Regions from separate parts of the Homo sapiens genome. Here all the other regions are linked to region 1. A link is a contact called in ENCODE Hi-C or POLR2A ChIA-PET data. All regions are on one chromosome and are shown on one strand. The core of a region is the stretch at or near the end of the contact, and the rest is flanking DNA. Distances in the headings are between cores, read along the strand shown.

Region 1 (2,822 bases), core at 82-2,581:
CATGGAGCTTTCAATCATACAAGAATAAAGTGAATTTTGGAAATGTTAATTACATCTTAAGAGAATTCTCTTAAATTTAGGGGCAATTGTTAATATTTTAGAGGATAGAAATGAAATATTAATGGCCTTGATGCTCTCCCAGATATTTTAAAAATAAATGGAAATAAATAGAAATAAGTACCAACTGTTACCCAGTTATGTTAAAATACTAAAAATATGTGTTGATGAATACCTGACTATTGATAGAAAAGACAAGCAGAAAACAGCAAAATAGTAGAGGTGGAGTTAAAAAAAATGTCAAAGTAATTTAAAATTACTTGTACATGAGAGACAGGAAACAATACTTCAATTATATCTACTTTAACCAGATGCTCAGTCTATCAGACAATTCTGTCCAAAAGAACACTTCCTTCTCTGTTTACATTTACATCTAAATCAAGCACATAAAAAGGAATCACCCTTGTTTCCCCAGAAGTATTATAGAACACAAGTAAAACCAGAGGCACAATTCCCCTACAGGGAATTATATTTAAAAATACAGACTTTGGGCCATGCGCGCTGGCTCACACCTATAATCCTAGTACTTTGGGAGGCCAAGACAGGCAGATCACCTCAGGTCAGGAGTTCGAGACCAGCCTGGCCAACATGGTGAAACCCCTTCTCTACTAAAAATACAAAACTTAGGTGGGGTAGTGGAACGTGCCTGTAATCCCAACTACTTAAGAGGCTGAAGCAGGAGAATCGCTTGAACCCCAGAGGTGGAGGTTGCAGTCAGCCAATATTGTGCCACTGCACTCTAGCCTGGGTGACAGCCTGAGACTCCATCTCCAAAACAAACAAACAAACATATATATAGAGAGAGACTTATATAGTAAGCTGCATGTCCTCCTCACTCCATTGATTTGGGTACTTTGAAATCCATTGTATAGTAGCTACACATTCTTGTATTGGCACCAGATAGGCTAGACTCTAGGGAACATCCGAGATGTTTCCAGAAGCAAAGACGCTTACTGCAAGGCGTCCCCCATCTCCCGGAATCACCCGGAAGTCTAGAAGCCATCCGGCCCCACAGCGATCCCGTAAAAGTGCTGGCTTAGCGGGGGACGAATCTGTGTCTTTCTTGGAACTTCCAAGCTCTAAATAGTTTGAAACCAACAGCTCTTCCGAAACACTGTCATTTCCATCCCGGAAAAACAAGTTCTCGCGAAAAGATGAGTTTCACGCTGGGCAGCGTAATTGCGCTATTGCGCCTGCGCTAGCTGGGGCTCCGCCCTTCCGCCCGGAGGGGCTGTCACTCACAGCCGCCTCCCGCCCCGCGTCGCGACGTAGCACTTCCGTTTTTGCTGGGTAGGCGACCCGGACGGAGGGCCGGCGAGGTGCGGGGTCTGGTGATGCGAGCTGCGCCTCTCGGCAAGATTTCGCGCTGCCCATCCCGGGCCCTTTCATCAGTAATCGGTAGTGGATCACTCTGCCAAGCGGCAGGAAGAATTAAGGAAACGACAAGGAGACGCTCGGCTCTCTCCCGCTTGGCTCCTTGCGGCCTCCTCTTCCCTTCGCTCCGGCCCGGTGAAACTGAACTTATAATCGTCACTGGATTGTAAGTACCCGAGGCGAAGAGAGCTCGCTGAGCCCTGATTTTTTGAGTGTCTTTGTTCCGGGAGAGTTTGTGAGTTGAAAGTATCTCTGCTGGGCTTTCTGGGCCGAAAACCGTTCCGGGGGAGCCGCCATTTGCTTTCCTGTTCCCTAGCTAGCTAGCTAGCTCTCTCCGCGTTGTCCGGCAGCGGCACCTAGAGGTTGGGACTTGGCATTGCATCTGATTTAATGAACTTAAGTCTGTGAATAAGCCTTTGTGTTAACGACTGGTATTCGGTCACAGCATATTTAGAGAAAAGACTTGGAGCTTAAATAAAAACTAAGGCAAAATAGACGCTTAGCTGCTGATCTACAGAGAACTTCTTGTAATTAAAAGATTTCAATTCATAGCAAACTGGTGTTTTAAACTATTGCAGTAGCTGGAACTTTTTAGTGTAACCAGCATTTATTGGAGAAGTGAATCACAAGGAAATAAAGATGAGTAAAAGCAAAGATGATGCTCCTCACGAACTGGAGAGCCAGTTTATCTTACGTCTGCCTCCAGAATATGCCTCTACTGTGAGAAGGGCAGTACAGTCTGGTCATGTCAACCTCAAGGACAGACTGACAATTGAGTTACATCCTGATGGGCGTCATGGAATCGTCAGAGTGGACCGTGTTCCATTGGCCTCAAAATTAGTAGACCTGCCCTGTGTTATGGAAAGCTTGAAAACCATTGATAAAAAAACTTTTTACAAGACAGCTGATATCTGTCAGATGCTTGTATCCACAGTTGATGGTGATCTCTATCCTCCTGTGGAGGAGCCAGTTGCTAGCACTGATCCTAAAGCAAGCAAGAAAAAGGATAAGGACAAAGAGAAAAAGTTTATCTGGAACCACGGAATTACTCTGCCTCTAAAGAATGTCAGGAAGAGAAGGTTCCGGAAGACAGCAAAGAAGAAATATATTGAATCTCCAGATGTTGAAAAAGAAGTGAAACGATTGCTGAGTACAGATGCTGAAGCTGTTAGTACTCGGTGGGAAATAATTGCCGAAGATGAAACAAAGGAGGCAGAAAATCAAGGCCTGGATATCTCTTCTCCAGGAATGTCTGGTCACAGGCAGGGCCATGACTCATTAGAACATGATGAGCTTCGGGAGATATTCAATGACCTCAGCAGCAGCAGTGAGGATGAAGATGAGACCCAGCATCAAGATGAAGAAGATATAAACATCATTGACACGGAGGA
Region 2 (2,822 bases), core at 147-2,646, 1.4 Mb before region 1:
AAATGGTTTTACAAAAGGTCCAAGAATCTTTGAAATACGTTTGAACTTCTTTCTGAGAATTATGGATATTCCTTCTCAGACCTTTACAAGGATAACGGAAGAGGTAAAAAGGAGAGCTTGGGAGCAGGAGAGGGAGAGAGTTGGGATATGTACATTCTATTTTTAAACCCTCGCCCACAGTTTAGAGTAAAGGAACACTCTGATTCTCTACTCCCACCCCTATCACCTTCTGCTAAACACAAGAATCAGAACCTGCGCACGTACTGATTCCAGATTTAGAGATTACTGGCTGCCAATACTCCAAGGAATCGCAAGCTAACCAAGCATTCCACCCAGGGAACCCGGCGGCCTGACTAGGCTGGAGCTGCGTACAGGGAGCGAAGCAGTCACAACCCACCTTTTCCCAAGGGGAGGCAGCGCCCCCTCGGCAGGGCACGCTCCATTCTCACGGTTGGGCACTCAAGGCTGAGCAACTCTGCCCCTAAGGGAGCTGGAGCTGTGGACACGATGGGATCTGCCCGCTGGCTGCGGCGCGCTCGGCACTCTGGCCCCACTGCTGGGACACCTGCGTGCCGCGCACGCCCACGCCCACCCGCGCTGCCCCAGAGCACCACCCGCGCTGGGTCACCTCCCGACCATCCCTGAACGCAAAAGGCGGAGCGACGGGTCTCTCTCTTCATCTGATGGTTGCTGGTTCGCCCGCTTTACGTATCCTTCCTGCCTCGGAGGCGTCGACACCCGTCCCCCAGTGTACCGGGAGCAGAAACCCGGCAGACGCGCGGGCAACCCGGGCTAAGCGCCACCTCCCAGTTCCTCCCGCCCCGGAGCCGCGTCCCCGAGGGGCTCGGGACACTCACTCTTGAGCGCGCTTATGAGTGACTTCCCGTCCTTGATGAGCTCCTTGATGAATTTGTTGGTCTTGTCCAGCTCTGCTTCGTGCGACTTGAGCGTCTCTCGGAAGTGCGGACTATCGAGGCAGCAGTCGCTGAACTCGAGCGCTGGGAGCCCCATGGTGCGCGCGGCGCCCAGCCGGGGGGCGCGCCTCCGCCGGGGCCCGGGCCGCCCGCCGCCCAGAGCACTCACGCGGCGGGACCCCGGCCGGCTCCCCCGACGGCCGCCGGCTCCACAGGTGTGGCGCTGGCTCACTCCGCGCGCGGTGTCCGCCGGCGCGCAAGACTCCCGAACCGAGCTCGGACCCGGCCGAGGTGCTGCTGTTCCGGGCGCGGGCAACGGAGCGGATCGCGAGCAGGAAACGCAGCGCGGACCCGCAGCGGCGCCGGGAAGCGAGCGAGCGGGCGAGCGAGTGCAGACGCCGCCTCCCCGCCTCCTTCGCTAGCTAGCTCTCGGCAGCCTCGAGCGCCCTCTCACAGCAGCCTCGGCCGCCCCGCCGGTGTCTGGGCCGCTCGAACCTGCTAGCGATGACTTAATCCCCGCCGGGCCAATCAGCGCACCCTCCCCTGCCCGACCCTCAGGCCGCCCGAGGACGCCCGGCCCTTCCGCGGTCTTGATCCAATCAAAGGGGCCTGGAGGCAGGGTCTGCGGCTGGGGGCGTGGCCCTCGCCAACGCCTAGGTCCGCAGCGCAAACTCCGCCTCCTCTTGCCCTCCCAGCGTTGCAGACCCCGAAACCTAGGGGTGAGCGTTGCTGTGCACCCGCCCCCGCTACCTTGCCCGCCTGCTCCAGCCCGAATCCGAGCCACGCATGGCGAGTCTGCTGGTCCTGGGGGCCGAAGAGCCTCGATGTGCCAAGCATGAAAAACCTGGGGACTAGGGCTGCAGTTCACCACCGCCTGCCCTGCACTGCGGGGCAACCGATTTTACACTCAAAATACAGCCCCCTGCTCCGGGAGAATCCCGAGCGACCAAACGCTCCTCTTCCAGTCAGGCAGAAAAATGTTATTTGCATCTTAAAATTACCAGCTCTTGCCTGCAGTCTTCCCGCCCCCTACGGTCCGTCCCCCTCACGGCCACTCCTGCTCAGAACCCGCCCACGGTTCCCCTCAGCCGAAGGAGCTCACATCATTACTAGAATTTCAGCCGCCTGTTATTTTCCTGCTCTGCATCTAGCACAATTTTACATAATAAGATGACAGTCTACTGCCTGTCATCCTTCGCTACACGGTAAGCCCCACGAGGGCAAGTGCCCCTGCAATTTTCTTGTCCGCTGTTGCATCCTGGCACCTAGCACAGTGGCTGGCATTTAATAACAGATATTGAGCACTTACTATGTGCTGTGTGTGCTACGGTGATTGATAAATGTAGAATAAATGAATGGATCCTTTCCCAGAGCCATCTCCACCTCCCACGCCCAGTGCGTTGCCCTGTAGTCCCTCTGTTCGACCGCAGGACTCAATTCTGGCATCTCACTCGTTGCACTTGTCAGGCTGGGTCCCACAGGGTGTCTAGTGCTGAATTGTTAACTCCTGGAGGATAGGGACTGTCCTTGAATAAATTATCTCTATGTCTAGGAACCAGCAGCCCTCCTTCAGCTACGTGGGGGCTTCATGTTTGTTTGGGTTGGTTTGTTTTTTAAATAGGTCTGCTATGTGCAGGCACTAGCCTAGATGGTAAGAATACAAAGATGAATAACAGAATGAATTTAGCTGCTGGTGGTATTAGGTGAGATGGAAGCAAACAAGCGATAACCATGCCTTGTGATAGGATAGAAGGCCTGGGTGCTTGGGAACATGGATTTTTCACTCAGGAGGGGTCAGAGGTGTCCCATCTATATTAAGAAAGCAATTAATGTATTAAATTCATAAATGGAGCATGGTGGCTCACACCTGTAATCCATAACTTTTGGAGGCCAGGTGAGAGGATTGCT
Region 3 (2,822 bases), core at 236-2,735, 1.1 Mb after region 1:
AAATCTCTTACCAGTCATTTGGGGTTTGGGTTTCACCCTAGGGATACAAGGTGTTTGTAAGTCACTCTGAAACCTCTGAAGGGCAAAGTGTTGTGGACGCTATAATCTCCCTGCATACTGAGGGGGGCATAGCTCCCAACCAGTCATTAAATCCCGTCAAATGAGATACTCGAAAATGAGCTGCCCTTGGGTGGGTCCTTTCATAAAAAGGAATTTTTAAAAATCTGCTAACATGGTTACTCCACAAAGTTTACATGTATCATATTGTATAAATCTATAAATATGTACAATTATTTTTTGTTTAATTTCTAAAAATTTGCCAACAATGGCTGAAAAAGGCACCTGGCTGCCTGAGCCCCTACCCTTGTCGGTTACAAGTATTTCATAAGCAGGGTTTGAGGAATCCCATCAGAGAAGAGTGTTGTCACCTTTTTGCCGGAATGTCACACCAACTTCCTCAGTGTTCCCCTCACACCAACTTCCTCAGTGTTCCCCCTACCCCAATCTAGCCAACGTTTCAATGGCTCCCCACAGCACACAGTGCCTCTCAGGTGGGCACTCAAGGGTCCTTTCCTAATCCTCCCTAACCTAATTCTCCAAACTTTTTTTCCCCCAAAACAGCCCAGCAGACGGTCCAGTCAGTCCCCAAATCGTTTTTCCTCATGGTCTCCTTCCCCAGGGGTCCTCCCCTCCTTCTCTCCCCCCTGCAACCTCCACTGCTACCGGGAGATTAGTTCCCACCCGTCAGGACCCCGCTCAGATTTCACTTCCTCCAACAGGTCCGCTCAGATCCCAATCCACGGCTCTCAACAGCAGCCGGGATTCCTTTCCCCCGCAACGCCTTCTCTGAACACCCCGGCCTCCGAGCGCCGGCTTTGCGTTCCCTAGTTACTTCCAGTCACTAGTTACTTCCGCTCCGCTCCCACCCGCGGGACTCGCGACCTGCCCCCTGCCCCCGGCTGGCCCAGCTCGGAATAGGCAGAGCAGCGCCTCAGAAATCGCAGCCCAAGGCGAAGAAATCCAGAAGCCTCCCGCGGACGTCCCCCGGGACGGGGTGTGGCGAGCCCCGCTCCGAGCCCGCCGACTCCTCGTGAGACGAGAACCGCAGCGACGCGGAGACCCTGTGAGTCCACCGCCGAGACGCGCGGCGCGGCGACCAGGAGCCCCAGAGTAGCCGCGGGGCGCCGGGAGGGATCCAGCTGGCGGCAGCAGCTTCCCTGCCTCCCTGCCCCTCCCCAGGGGCTGCGCGAACCCCTGCCTGAGCCAGGCCAGCCCGGGTGCCCCCCAGTTCTCAGGGCGCTCCCCAGGGAGCCCGGGGACGCGCCCTGTCCGTGCCTGATCCCCGCCCTGGTCCCAGCTGGGTCGGGCCAGGTCCGCTGCACCTCACCTCTCCTCTCCACGAACCGACTGGATAACGGTCGGGTCTGAACCTGAGGAGCCCGGACCAGCCCGCAGTAGACTTGCCGCACCTGTCTCAGAGCAAGTGAGGAGCAGCCGGGCGCCTGACGTCACGGCCGCTCCCAGCGCCGCGAACCGGGAGTCACCTGATCACCCTGGCAACGCGCGCGGCGCGGGGCGAGGCGAGGCTTGCGTCACAGCACGAGCCCCGCCCCCAACTGCTCGGCCTCCAAGCGCCGCCGGAAGCGCTCTCTTGCAGTCGGCGCAGTCGGGAGGCGGGGTCGGTCTCCGACTTCCCAACGTGGGCCTCCCAGCTGCGCTGGATACTTAGGACTCCCACAGGCGTCCCCCTCAGATTGGATTGGTTCTCCGAGACTCCACCCGATACCCCAACTCCGCTAGTTCAGGCGCCTGGGAGGCAAGACCAGCGTCCATGCGGAACCCTGCTCAGTGCGTGGCATGAGGGGTCGGCTGTGGGCTGCTGCCTCCTCGTGTCTTGTTGGTCCAGACCCAACTAGGGTTGGGGGCTTACTTCCCGAGCTGTACCTGAGCGGAATGGGGCTGAGGCTGATAACTGGATTGCTCTCTGGCTACTTTTCCCCATAAACCTTGCAACAAGTAGTCCCGCCAGTACTTTAGAGTGTAATGAGACTTCATTCACATCAGGAGGGGGAAGGGGGACAGAATCTTCTGTCCTGAAGGTTTCCTTCTTCTGTTCCAACAGGAAGAGAAGTTACCGAAAAGCTCCCAGAGCAAGGCCTAGAATGAGCTTGCAAGTCCTACTTGCAAAAAATTTTTTATTTTTCATTTTAGAAATTGATTTTCTCTCCATATTCCTCCCCTTGCTTGCTATTAGGTTGGTGCAAAAGTAATTGTGGTTTTTGCATTTTTTTTTTAAATGGCAAAAACAGCAATTACTTTTGCACCACTCTAATATAAGTATATGCCTACAACTTTTGTTACTCTCTAGGCTTCCCAGATAAGACTATCAGCTTCGAAATGAAAATTTAACATCCCCTGGAGGTCTCAGTGTGAGAGTCACTGCCTATTTCACACCTTCACTATTTGCTGACTTTCATTTCAGTTTTACTCTCCTCATCCCTGCACTGCCAAGAAGGTTTCATATGTATTGAAACCTTCCCTCTCAAGAGTTTAGGATCTTAGACCAAGAAGTTAGTTTATAGTCAACTTCTTGTGAGCATCTTTTAGTGTCAGGCAATGGGCCATGGGCAGATTGAGATGTGGTTCTCGAAGATCAAACGTGTATGGGTGGTATGTCTCACATAAGTACAACTTGTACTGTTTATTATGACTTAATCATTGTATTTAAGTGGCACTTTTTAATTTTCACACTTAAAGAAACTCATATAAGTGGGAAAGAAGACAGCTGTGAAAGGTAGAGAAGAACCATGGCTCTAGACAGA
Region 4 (2,822 bases), core at 93-2,592, 1.0 Mb after region 1:
CTCAAGTGACCCACCCACCTCGGCCTCCTAAAGTGCAGGGATTGCAGGTGTGAACCACCACGCCTGGCTGACGTGCTAATTTTTTAAACTTGAGTTTTTACTTACTTACTAACTTACTATATTGACATCTTTACATGTCAATAAAAAAAATATTTTTTTTTAAATTTCGGTTTGGTTTTTTATTTAATTAGTCATTCTTTTTTAAAAAAATTTATTTATTTTTTAGACATGGGGCATTGCTATGTTGCCTGGGCTGGACTTGAACTCTTGGATTTAAGCAATCCTCACACCTCAGCTTTCTGAGTAGCTAGGACTACAGGTGCATGCCATTATGCCTGGCTGCCCCCTTGGTTTTATCTCCTGTTTTGTATCCTATTTCTGTGCCAGTGTGGATACTTAAGGTCTCCAGGATTCAGCATAAACTCTCAGGATGAAAGCCAATTTACTGCTGTCTTACATTCCTGAATTCCCAGTTTCACTTCACTTTGGACCTTTGTGGAATCCTTCCTTTTGTGTTAGTTCAACAAAATGTTAAAAAAAAATTTTTTTTTCCTTTGTTTCTAATCAGGAGTGTTCAGGGTATCTACTCTTCATTATGCCAATAACAGAAGTCTGTAACTCACTGAGCAGTCCACAATGTGGATGTGCCATAAAGTTTTAATCACTTCCTTACTAAGGAAGTGATTAAAGTAAGAAATAAATTCAATTTAAAAAAATTTTAAAAAAAGAAGTTCAATTTATTTCTACTTGCTTCCACGCTAAAAATTACGACGTAAAAATTCAGTAACTTTCCTCACCAGTGGAGTTAGGCAAAGAAGCAAGATAGGCTCATTCTTTTTTTTTTTTTTTTGAGATGGAGTCTCGCTCTGTTGCCCAGGCTGGAGTGCAGTGGCGCGATCTCGGCTCACTGCAAACTCCACCTCCCGGGTTCACGCCATTCTCCTGAAGATAGGCTCATTCTTATGTCTTTTCTATGCTGCTTAATTTGTGAATACCCTGAAACCTAAATGCTAATAGGATACGTTTTTAGACACCCTCTAAAAATTTCCCACCCAAAGTGAACTCGTCATAAGCATTTTGTTGTTTCTGAATAGCATATGTCTAGGTGACCATACTTTGGAAATTGTGTCCAAAATGCAGCAGTGCAAGTGATCTGGGATTGTGTTTTGGGCAGGTGAACAATGGTTTTGATTCATACTGAGTTATAAGAAAGTGGAAGTTGTACCAAACTGCAGGATGATTTAGAAAACGGAGTCTGATGTTTCTCAAATAATCAAAACCGAAAGTCTCAGAATTATGTTTTCAGATGGCATAATTACAAATAAATGAGGAAGTGAAATAGCAGGTTACAAGTCCTTGAGAGTGGACAGTGCAGAGGCACGTGGCACTGATTTCCAGGTCAAAGAAGAGGCCTTTTGCAAAGCATCAACTCGAATTCAGGTTATATAATCCTGAGTATTTTAAGCATGTTATCTGCATATTATTTGTCATGAGAGAATACTTTCCCTCTTCATGGTTTATTTTTCCTTATTGGTACATTTTGAACTCCAGAATTCTTTATTTACTATTTGGCTTTCCATAAACAATCAGGCAGAATGACTATGAGATTCTCTACATTGAGCAACTGTGTACATAATATTTGCTTATGATAAGACTTATATTATCATGATAAATCCTTTCTCTTCACATAGTATCTGATAATCCAATGCCCTTTTAAACAATAAGAAAGATGTTTTCCAAAGACTTTTTTTCAGAAATCAGATGTTTCTTGGAGCCTTTTCCAGTCTTCATACAATATATCTTTGCCATTTTTTAAATTGAGGACTAAACCAAACTTTCCATAAGTTTTTGTGTTTGAATTTTTACTGTGTAACTACTCTTTGAGGTAGACATTTGCATTTACCCAACATTCATCCTTGTTAAAACTTGCGTGGCTGAGATGTCCTTAGGTTTGTAGTAGTAAGTTGGCCAGCTTCGGTGGAATCTCTCTGGCCTTTGAAGTTGGCACAGTCCAGTATAGCTACCTCAAAGGATATGTGGTCATGGAAAAACGTGTTTTTGTTGTTGAGTGTTCTTGCTTTCTAGTAATTTTATTTTCTGCTCAAGAGATTTAGTATCTGTTCAGATACTTTATTTTTAAAGGCCACATAAGTAATGACTTGACCTCTAATCTTAGCTTTGAAATTTTCCCAGACACTAATAAAGATGATGTCTGATGACCTTTTATTTGAGAATAGTACTCATTGGCCAGCTATCAGTGCTACTTAAAAATGTATATTTTACTCAAAAAATTATTTCCATGGCTAAAAGACTTTCTCAGTAAAATCACACATGTCATGACATAATTTGGTGACTCTTGCACCTTGTTTTAGAATAGTTTTTACATAACATTACTGAGACTTAGTACTGTTCAAAACAACTCTTCTCTTCAAATACAAATATGAGTTAGTTCTGAGAAAAATATTCTGTAAACCATAATCTTATCTGAAATAGCACCCATCTCTTGGATCCAGTAAGAATATTTTAGACATGAAGGGTTCTATAGTAAAAGACCTGGAATTAATCCTTGTTTTGCATGAATGTGGGCTCTCTTTCCTGTAAATATACAGTAAGGTTTTACAAAGAATCAAGTTACTACTGAAGACTAAGATCATCAGTTGGGCTGGGCTGGGCGTGGTGGCTCATGCCTGTAATCCCAGCACTTTGGGAGGCCGAGGCGGGCAGATCACGAGGTCAGGAAATCGAGACCATCCTGGCTAACATGGTGAAACCCTGTCTCTACTAAAAAATAGAAAAAATTAGCCAGGCGTGGTGGTGGGCGC
Region 5 (2,822 bases), core at 88-2,587, 1.0 Mb after region 1:
GTGACAGAGCGAGACCCTGGCTCAAAAAAAAAAAAAAAAAAAAAATGTGGCCGGGTGCGGTGGCTCAAGCCTTTAATATCAAAGCACTACAGCACTTTGGGCGACCAAGGCGAGCGGATTGTTTGAGCTCAGGAGTTTGAGACCAGCTTGGGCAACAAGGTGAAAACCCGTCTGTACAAAAATATAAAAATTAGCTGAGTGTGGGTGGCGCGCGCCTGTAGTCCCAGCGCTACTCACGAGGCTGAGGTGGGAGGATCGCTTGAGCGCGGGAGGTAGAGGCTGGAGTGAGTCGTGATTGCACCATTGCACTCGAGCCTGGGTGACAGAGCAAGATCCTGTCTCAAGAAACAAACAAACGTACAAAAAAAAAAAAAAACCCCACAAAATATCCAAGTGACTTGCTTAAAGTCACACAATTAGTAAATGGAACCAGACATAGGCTAAAGGCAGACCAAGCCTTGAATCTAGATTAGGCTGGTTCCAAATTCCCTGCCCTTTCATCTCCCTAACAGTTTGTTTTCTTTCTCTCTTTCTTTCTTTTTTTAAAAAATAAAATAAATTTCCTAATTATTTATGTAGCACTTTCTCTTAGCATAACAGTTTTTAGAGTAGGTTAACTTTTTTTTCCATTTCCAAAAGTCAATTATTATCTATTCTGGTTCAAATGCCAGGTCCTTTTATGGCAGAGATTCTCAAAAAAGTGATCCGCGGAGGAGTTGCACCATTAGGTCACTGGGGTAGTCTGCAAAAGTGCAAATTTCCAGACCCCATTCTCAAAGATTCTGAGTACGTTTGAGATGAGACCCAGAGAACCTGCATTTTTTTGTTTTTAAACAAACGTATTCAGCCTCTCTTGAGAACCACTGTGCCTAGAATGTCTTTGGGAAGCTTTTGGAAGTAATAAGTTCGTTTTGGAAAGAACACTCCAGACAAGCTTTCCAATAGTCTTTCCCAAACTGTCATGCCTGAGGTTCTGGACTTACTCTTACTCATTCCTGAGAGCACAGCGACTAGCTGAAGGACTGATCGACTGATGAGGGTTTGACCTCATCTACATACATCTCAATTTAGCAGCACATATTAAGCTAGCTGGCAAACTGCTTAAAGCCACATGGGAAATCTGCGCGTTGGGCTATGTCTGGAAGATACGGAGGAGCAAGCCAGACCTGACCGGTCAGGTAGTGAAGACACGGAATCCGAAACCCAAATATTTCAGGAGTCAATTCTCAGAGAAAGATAAGAAGCCCGGTTAGTCCAACTCATGCGCAGGCGCAGAAGAAAGACCGGCGCACAAAGTAAGACGCGCCCTTCCCCACCCTATTTCAGTCCAACTCCCACTGCGCAGGCGCTTACAGTGCACCAAGATGGCCGCCCCCGTGGATCTAGAGCTGAAGAAGGTAAAAGAGGGTCTTTGGCAGGCGGAGGTCTTCTTTTTGGAGGCTGAGGGGACTATAGACAAGAATATCAAGTGAGGCACGAGCCTTGCAGAAGGAAGGAGGGTCCAGTGGACTAGGGAATGGTTTCCCAGAGTCCTAAGGCCTCACTGGGTCTCCATAAACGGGGTGGGGGGCGAGCGGCTCTTGCTGGGTAGGAGCCGGTTGGTCTGGGTCGGGTAAGTCTGCGGGCCTGTCTCGGGCTTGTCCAGTCTTTCTGAGCTCCAGAGACATTTCGTTGCGTTTGGAGGCTTCAGGGACTCACTTTCATAGTAAGAACTAAAGAGAGCATTTCAAATGGGGGTCCCTTCGGACCCCTTGCCTGAGCTGTGGCATCCGTAATTCTGCCTCATTTGCTTTGAAAAACTCCAAGTCCAACCTTTGTTTTTAGGCCATTTATTCGGTTCTGTACCTTGAAAGTTGCAATATCTACAGTTCGGAAAACCAAGCATTGTAGCAGCAATGTTCATTTCAGGATTTTGCCCCCCCTCCACTTCTTTTGAAGGACTCGTCAAACAAAACAAAACAAAACCTCCTTCTTTTGAAGGAATTGTCAAAAACAAAACAAAACCAGTAAAGTTTTCCAAATAAAACCGGTATCGGAAGGAATTGGGTTTCCTGTTTTCCTCAGTTGCTTATAAATGTGTTGTTATTCAGATTTTTGCTATCTAAGAATGATCAGCATTCTAACACCACTAATGACCCCAAACCAGTATGCTTTGTGCGGTGGGGTGGATTGGAAAGGACCCTAGAATTTATCTATTTTAAATCTACTTTTCTGGAAAAGGAACCAGTGCCAGAAAAGTCTGTCAGAAGTTGGGACTAGAATCCAGTATTCTCTGCCTTATCTCACACTTTTTTGACCACTATTTTGAGTTCTTCAGATGAGCAACATCTTAGTTAAGACTGCCTGTGGTCAACTTGTGTAAAAGAAATAGGACAGCCGAAATAGCTGTTGCTTCTAACAAATGAAGCTTTTGTTAGTGTTGTGAGGATATTATGTGTTTGTGTCTTGCTTTTGTTCTTCTTGTCTTGAATCTTGTAAATTTAGCTCTTAGGTGGAGTCTCTAATCTTTAACAGTATACTAGCTCATCTTTAATGGTATACTAGCTTCCTTAGCAAGCTGTATAGAGCAGTCAGATGATACCTGGAATTTTACATTTCAAAACAAAATTGTGCATTCTAAAAATTTACCTTTTCTTCTGTTAAAAGTACCGATTTAAATCAGGGTTTAGTGAATGGATTTGCCTCCCGGTACTTTTGAATTTATTGCTACATTTGAAACTTGCGGGCGGTGAATGCAAACTAAGAAAATGATTACAAACTTAAAATGAATAATTTTGATAACCAATTAATTAAAAAACTTGTTTAAAGGTTTTATCTTCTAA

The links. Hi-C counts contacts between places; a loop is a spot of excess contacts on that map. ChIA-PET counts read pairs that join two places held with the same protein, here RNA polymerase II (POLR2A). Pooled maps may share reads with other maps.
Region 2: a loop to region 1 is called in a map of B cell, with 30 times the contacts of the local background. The contact joins the promoter of ARHGAP26 here to the promoter of TAF7 in region 1. A Hi-C loop is called at or near these places in 2 of 168 maps with a recorded cell type or tissue (B cell and naive thymus-derived CD4-positive, alpha-beta T cell), 1 of 37 single-sample maps with no recorded cell type and 7 of 50 pooled maps.
Region 3: a map of naive thymus-derived CD4-positive, alpha-beta T cell shows a loop between it and region 1 (25-fold over the local background). The contact joins the promoter of CYSTM1 here to the promoter of TAF7 in region 1. A Hi-C loop is called at or near these places in 1 of 168 maps with a recorded cell type or tissue (naive thymus-derived CD4-positive, alpha-beta T cell) and 10 of 50 pooled maps. POLR2A ChIA-PET finds 5 or more read pairs at or near these places in 1 of 52 experiments (GM12878).
Region 4: a pooled map shows a loop between it and region 1 (3-fold over the local background). The contact joins the enhancer-like site here to the promoter of TAF7 in region 1. A Hi-C loop is called at or near these places in 1 of 37 single-sample maps with no recorded cell type and 2 of 50 pooled maps. POLR2A ChIA-PET finds 5 or more read pairs at or near these places in 1 of 52 experiments (OCI-LY7).
Region 5: a map of naive thymus-derived CD4-positive, alpha-beta T cell shows a loop between it and region 1 (12-fold over the local background). The contact joins the promoter of PFDN1 here to the promoter of TAF7 in region 1. A Hi-C loop is called at or near these places in 1 of 168 maps with a recorded cell type or tissue (naive thymus-derived CD4-positive, alpha-beta T cell), 1 of 37 single-sample maps with no recorded cell type and 6 of 50 pooled maps.

What each region holds. Positions count from the first base shown.
Region 1 is chr5:141,319,293-141,322,114 of GRCh38, reverse strand. TAF7 (TATA-box binding protein associated factor 7) reads left to right here and starts at 1,331. Exons shown (of 1, transcript NM_005642.3): 1 at 1,331-2,822. The coding sequence starts at 2,071. RefSeq lists enhancers at 803-952, 963-1,022, 1,603-1,802.
Region 2 is chr5:142,768,951-142,771,772 of GRCh38, reverse strand. It overlaps ARHGAP26 (Rho GTPase activating protein 26), which reads right to left and starts at 1,396. Exons shown (of 23, transcript NM_001135608.3): 1 at 858-1,396. The coding sequence starts at 1,011. RefSeq lists an enhancer at 1-757 and silencers at 1,053-1,172, 1,183-1,592.
Region 3 is chr5:140,173,851-140,176,672 of GRCh38, reverse strand. It overlaps CYSTM1 (cysteine rich transmembrane module containing 1), which reads right to left and starts at 1,485. Exons shown (of 3, transcript NM_032412.4): 1 at 1,388-1,485. RefSeq lists a silencer at 1,098-1,387 and an enhancer at 1,678-1,907.
Region 4 is chr5:140,283,376-140,286,197 of GRCh38, reverse strand. All of the region lies in intron 2 of PFDN1 (prefoldin subunit 1), which reads left to right. Among named protein-coding and RNA genes, the nearest start is that of PFDN1, 18 kb to the left of the region's middle. Within about 2 kb of position 1,342, at least 4 of the 41 ENCODE cell types and tissues checked have a DNase peak (open chromatin) inside an H3K27ac peak, as active enhancers do; they include OCI-LY7, where a contact is called at or near this core.
Region 5 is chr5:140,301,616-140,304,437 of GRCh38, reverse strand. PFDN1 (prefoldin subunit 1) reads left to right here and starts at 1,337. Exons shown (of 4, transcript NM_002622.5): 1 at 1,337-1,397. The coding sequence starts at 1,365. RefSeq lists a silencer at 1,228-1,432 and an enhancer at 1,321-1,600.